Regions from separate parts of the Homo sapiens genome. Here region 1 is linked to region 2. A link is a contact called in ENCODE Hi-C or POLR2A ChIA-PET data. All regions are on one chromosome and are shown on one strand. The core of a region is the stretch at or near the end of the contact, and the rest is flanking DNA. Distances in the headings are between cores, read along the strand shown. Region 1 holds the start of GYPC (glycophorin C (Gerbich blood group)). Region 2 holds the start of CLASP1 (cytoplasmic linker associated protein 1).

Region 1 (2,700 bases), core at 116-2,615, 5.0 Mb after region 2:
CTCCGTCTCAGAAAAATAAATAAATAAATAAATAAAAATAAATTAATCATTACTCATTGCTGTTTATTAAATGCCTTTTCTGTTCCCACTGTGATTCTACAATCACTGCCTCTGTAAAACCCCGGAATGCAGGTGTTCTTGCCTCCATTTTATAGATGAGGAAATCAAGACTCAGGGCTTCCCCACCAGGCCAAAGGCATTCTGTGAGTAGTTTATTTCAATTCAACATGGCTGTGCTGCACATGGCAGTTGGAGTAAAGATCTATCAGCATCGGGGGTTCTTCATGATCTAACTAAAGTGAATCATGAGTGCTTTCCCACTGCGTCAAGAAGGCCTGGAGTTTGTGCAGCCCGGCTAGAGGTGAGCAAAGCCTCTGTGTTGCAAATCTCCAGGGCGCAGCCTCTCATTGTATTCAATGCAGATGACAGTCCCAAAGGCACCGCCCATACATTGTACAGACAGCTGGCCTGGCTCTCCGGATTGTGCAGGATAGGCCTTAATGGCAGAAGGTAGGGGAGAGGTGGGCGTCACAAAAGTGCTTGGGGAACTATAAAGTAAACAATGAAAAGCAGCACAGGAAGGTTCAGACATCACACAGGAGAAGCACAGGGTGTTCCCCTGGGTGGGGATTTAAAACAAGGGCCTCAAGTTCCCTGCCCTTGTCTCTGGGCAGAAGGGGCAGATAATGCTATGATACATTTTTTGTAGGTGGTGCCATTTGACTGCATTTAACCAACAAAGGTATGTATCGAAATCCACGTGGAGATTTTCATGGCAAAAGTAGAGCGAATTCACAAACTGCACTGTGTCTGGCAGCTTCAGACAAAAGCAATGGGAACAAATCACGACTCTTGTCCAGCAATTCTTCCTGTTTTGGAATGATCTTTGCTCAACAGCCCATCCATGAGTACAGGGCCCCCAAAGGCCAACAAGACAGGGACTCTCTCCAGGGACAAATGCCCCGCAGCTGAGAGAGGCCGCCCAGCTATCCAGCGGCCGCGCAGCCAGCCAAGATTTCAACACAGGTCTGCCCTATTTGGTCACCATCCCCGACAGTGCTGGGCCAGGCCATCATGTCACATTGGGGAGTTTTCCCTGCACTCCAGGGGGAATTCTCAACCACAACCTCTGTATCCGGTAGTGGCAGATGGAAAGAGAAACGGTTAGAAAAGCGTGGTTCTTGCGCAGGAAAGTTGGAGCAAAGAAGAGTTCAGAAGTGGGCGGGTGTGTGTTTAAAAAAAAAAAAGGGGGTGGAAACCCCACCAGCCAAGTCTGCAGAAAAAAAATAAATGAAGTCTGCCTATCTCCGGGCCAGAGCCCCTCCCCTCGGCCCGCGCGGGAGGAGTGTGACCCAGGTGCCGCTTCCTCTCGCCGCCGAGGGTCAGGAGCCCGGGAGCGCGACCCTCCCCCGGCCCGGCCTGGCCCGGCCTGGCCAGTCCCCGCGGTCTCTGCCCGGGCTGACGCCCAGGAATGTGGTCGACGAGAAGCCCCAACAGCACGGCGTGGCCTCTCAGCCTCGGTGAGTACCCGCCGTGGGGAAGGGTCCTGGGGACCCACTGGAGGCCGCGGCCCGCAGCAGCCAGGGGCCGAGCCACGGCCACGGACGCCCTGGTGTCCCGGTCCGTGCCGGGCCTCCAGGCGGAGGAGGCGTCCGCTGGGCTCAGATCCCCGACTCCAGCCCCGGTTCCCCGGCGCCTGGGCTGCGCGGAGTCCCTGTCCCGCGTCCCGGACCCCTACGCGCAGCCTCCACGCGCTCCGAGCTGGAGAAGCCGCCAGCCCGCCCTCCCAGGGCGTGTCGCCCGCTTTCTGTTTCTTTGTGCGGGGCATGTGAAATGTGTGGGGCCAGAATTGTCTCCCTAAAGAACAGTTAGGTGAGAGTTCACATCACAAGTTGCTTCTGTGCTGCTCCCCAGCCAGGGTCCGACCGGCCAGGCTCCGGTGAACTCCAGGCAACTCCAGCCTTGCCCAGGGACTTGCTCGCTCCGCTGGGCGCCGCAAAGGCACACAGATGCGAGGGAATCCTGCGGCCTGGATCCTTTGGGGATTTGTAATTCCTCGCTGCTGGTTTTCTCTTTTAAACCATCACGTTTTCTTGCTGAGAGGAAATCATCTGTGATGAAAGTCTTTGTAGATGCTTGGAAACATTGCTGGGCCTCTCTCTGCCCTCTTCCTCTGCCGTTGGACTTTTGCAATAAAAACTACCATTTGATTTTACCAAAAAACGTAATGTACATCCCTCTTACCCCCACCCTGCCGCGGTCTGATTCTTAGAGTCTGTCAGAGAGGAGATACCCTGAGCCTATCATGTGACAATGATACCTTATTGATATGATAATGATATGGGTATTGGAGACACCAACTCTTTTATAAGTCTTTGAAATCCAGGGGGTTGTGAGGCCTCACCCCTCACCCCGCCTGAGCTTGGAGCTTGGCGTGGAGGAGTGCTGCTTCGGTCTACGTGTGTACACGGCACTCCATGTGCCTGTGGTTGTGCTTGCGTCAGCCTGGGAGTGCGCAGGCATCAGTGGTGCTTGGGAGCGAGGCCCCTCAGTCTGCACTGGGATCATCTGCACTGCCTATAAACAAGGCAGCCTCTCTTAGCTCCAGTTTCCTCATCTGCAAAGTAGGAAAGTAGGAATAATAACAGGAGATAACTCATCCAGCAGCACGAAGTGCGTATAAATGTCCCGGCACGGAGT
Region 2 (2,700 bases), core at 16-2,515:
AATCGTAGTAATAAAAACAATTTCTAATGCCAGAATTGAAAACGGACTGTGGCACCCAAATAGGGTCCAAGGTACATGGCGGCATGAAACTATTTCTCGCTTCTGACTCTTCTGCATCACGGTCTCCCAAAGGACTAGAGAATCTGAAGCTCTCATTGCCACATCTACAAATGAAAGTATCATGTTTAAAGAGCTCACAGGTTCTACGAATGGTCAGTATTTAATGAACGCACCCCACTACACAGAAACTCACCCAGCTGCAAACTCAGCTGCAAACTCACCACAGCGTGCTTTCAGACTCCACATTAATTTTTTTTAATTTTAGAAGCAAACAACTATTTTAAAAATATTATGTAATAATTTAAACTCTGGAAAGCCCCATACTCATCCCAGCAGCTCGGAAAACGGAAAGCAAAATTCGATTAGCTCCATTGTACCTAGCCAGGCTAACGTGCAAGATCACACACTCATCTTCGTCAGAGCGTCTCTGCCAATACCAAAGAACAACAAAGGCAAGTTGAGAAGTCTGCACAGGCTTAACTCAGCACTTGTTCGCTTTCCCAGCTTCAGAAAGAAGCTCTTCGAAGGCCCCGGGAACCAAGGGGACCTTGTGCATCCCATCAAGCCGGCCGCTCCGCTCGGCGCCGCTCGCGCAGCTTTTGTCTGGCCCGGTTGGGAGCCCAGGACGGGAGCCCGGGCCGCCCGCCTCCCGGCACCCCTTCTCTCTGGATCTTTCTTCACACCCATCACTCGCCAATGACTAGTTGTTGTGGGTTTCTCTCCCTCGCCCCCTCCCTTCCTTTCAAACGCGCCCCGGGCTCGCTGGCTTCTCCCACCCGGCAGGGGAGACTCGGGTTAGGAAGGGGGCCCGGGTGGGGTCTGGAAAAGGGAAACAGAGAGGGGCACACAAAGCCCGACTGACCCCAGGGCCGATCCCCTCCCTCTGCAAAGCAGCCTGGGCTCAGCGACCTACTGGTTGGATAAACAACCCTCGCATCCCGCTCCTCGCCAGGCTCCCACCTCAGGGCCGCCCCATCCCCCCAAAGTGCACCCAAGAGCCGATGACAGCGCTGGACATCGCCCCCACCCAGACCCGGCGCCCGCCACTGCGCGGGAGGGGCCAGGGCCGCGAGAGGGCTCGGGTCTGACCCTCCGCCCCCTGACCGGGTACTTACAGCCCTGTTTTTCGTTACTGTTGCCGCTGCGGACCAGAGAGCCGCCGCCTTCTCCTCCACCCCAATGAGGTTAAGCGCTTGGTGCGGGGATTAAAAAAAAAAAAAAAGAAAAAAAAAAAAAAGACCGAGAGAGCGAGAGAGACGCCGAGGGCGCCTGCGCAGTGCGGTCACCCTTTTTCTTCTTACCGCCACCAACCCGGGTACACCATAGAGAGCGTAAACCGAGACCAGAGAGGCGGCTGCCTCTCTATGGTAACGCCCCGCGCAGGCGCTGGCCTGGCCGTGTTAGGCTTCGCTGGCGTAAAGTCCCCGGGAGCTTTGCCCCTCACGGAGAACGTTAGTTGACCCTGATGGGGACCCGTAGGGTAAAGGTTTTGTTTTTGTTTTTTTTTACGGAAAAGGTTGTGGTTAGGCCCCTTGGAAAGTTGCGACAAAACTCGAGTTAGACAAGGAAGGTCGGAACTAAGTGGCCACAGCAACAATGCACCAGCAAGCAGGGAGCGTGATAGGAAGAGCTAAAGAGGAATCGGGAAACCCTGGGTAAAAGTCGTCCAAGTGGAACTTCCTTTGGTCGGGGGTCTGATACTCGAAGGAAACGGTCTTTCACTTCTGGGTTAGGGCGTCCGCCCAGAGGGCGACTGCAATGAAGGAAATTGTGCCCTGCGACTTCCCGTAACAGAGCTGTGTGTCCACGCTCCCTTTTCCGAGCAGGCGCGGACGCTTGTGCCGGAAGTAAACTTGTTAACGGTTCTTTGCCTTTTGGGGAGGGGAGACAGCCCAGAGAAGGCTTTGGAGACCCTTGAGTCGGCCAGCGAGCAGGGTTTCTTACTTGAGCGCCTCCACAAATAAACGCTCCTTCGCTCCTCCGTCGCGTGCGTTTCCCTGGGATAATAAGTGGGAAAGTGGTGGCTTTTATTTTTTTGAGACAGGGTCTCACCGCCGTCGCCCAGGCCGGATGGAGTGCAGTGGCGCGATCACGGCTCACTGCAGCCTCGACTTCCCAGGCTCAGGTGATCCTCCTGCCTTAGCCTCCCGAGTAGCTGGAATTACAGGCGTGCACCACCCCCCCCCAACTACTTTTTGTATTTTTTTGTAGAGATGGGTTTCACCATGTTTCCCAGCCTTGTCTCAAACTCCTGACCTCAAGTGATCCGCCGTCTTGGGTCTTCGAAAGTGCTGGGACAGCAGGAGTGAGCCACCGCATCTGGCCCGGAAAGTGTTTTGGAGCGTAGAAAAATGCAAATTATAGGGCTGCCTTCAAGGATCCCGAAGGACCCACAGATTTGCCGCATCAGGCTCCTATGCACGCCGGTAATTTGATGTGTTGAGATGCACTGCCCAGTGCGTTGTTTTTACTGGAGGAGCTTGTGTGCGGAGCTCCTTGCTAGTGTATGTGTTGGGATGGGAGAGAAGTGCGGGAGAACTATGAGATAATGCCCCCTGATCCTCAGGGTCTTAGGAGGTATGGTCGGAGAGGCTAAGCTAAAGTATGAAAGCCGTGTGTAGGCCCTTCTGTGTAGTGCAG

What was found. A loop is a pair of places that touch in the nucleus more often than their neighbours do. ChIA-PET counts read pairs that join two places held with the same protein, here RNA polymerase II (POLR2A). Pooled maps may share reads with other maps.
Region 1: a map of naive thymus-derived CD4-positive, alpha-beta T cell shows a loop between it and region 2 (11-fold over the local background). The contact joins the promoter of GYPC here to the promoter of CLASP1 in region 2. A Hi-C loop is called at or near these places in 1 of 168 maps with a recorded cell type or tissue (naive thymus-derived CD4-positive, alpha-beta T cell) and 11 of 50 pooled maps. POLR2A ChIA-PET finds 5 or more read pairs at or near these places in 1 of 52 experiments (OCI-LY7).

Annotation. Positions count from the first base shown.
Region 1 is chr2:126,654,793-126,657,492 of GRCh38, forward strand. GYPC (glycophorin C (Gerbich blood group)) reads left to right here and starts at 1,366. Exons shown (of 4, transcript NM_002101.5): 1 at 1,366-1,520. The coding sequence starts at 1,472. RefSeq lists enhancers at 1,016-1,305, 2,099-2,700, 2,396-2,645 and a silencer at 1,396-1,765.
Region 2 is chr2:121,648,197-121,650,896 of GRCh38, forward strand. CLASP1 (cytoplasmic linker associated protein 1) reads right to left here and starts at 1,266. Exons shown (of 41, transcript NM_001395891.1): 1 at 1,176-1,266. It overlaps NIFK-AS1 (NIFK antisense RNA 1), which reads left to right and starts at 1,458. Exons shown (of 4, transcript NR_037857.1): 1 at 1,458-2,185; 2 at 2,272-2,486. RefSeq lists enhancers at 220-848, 849-1,475, 1,507-1,776.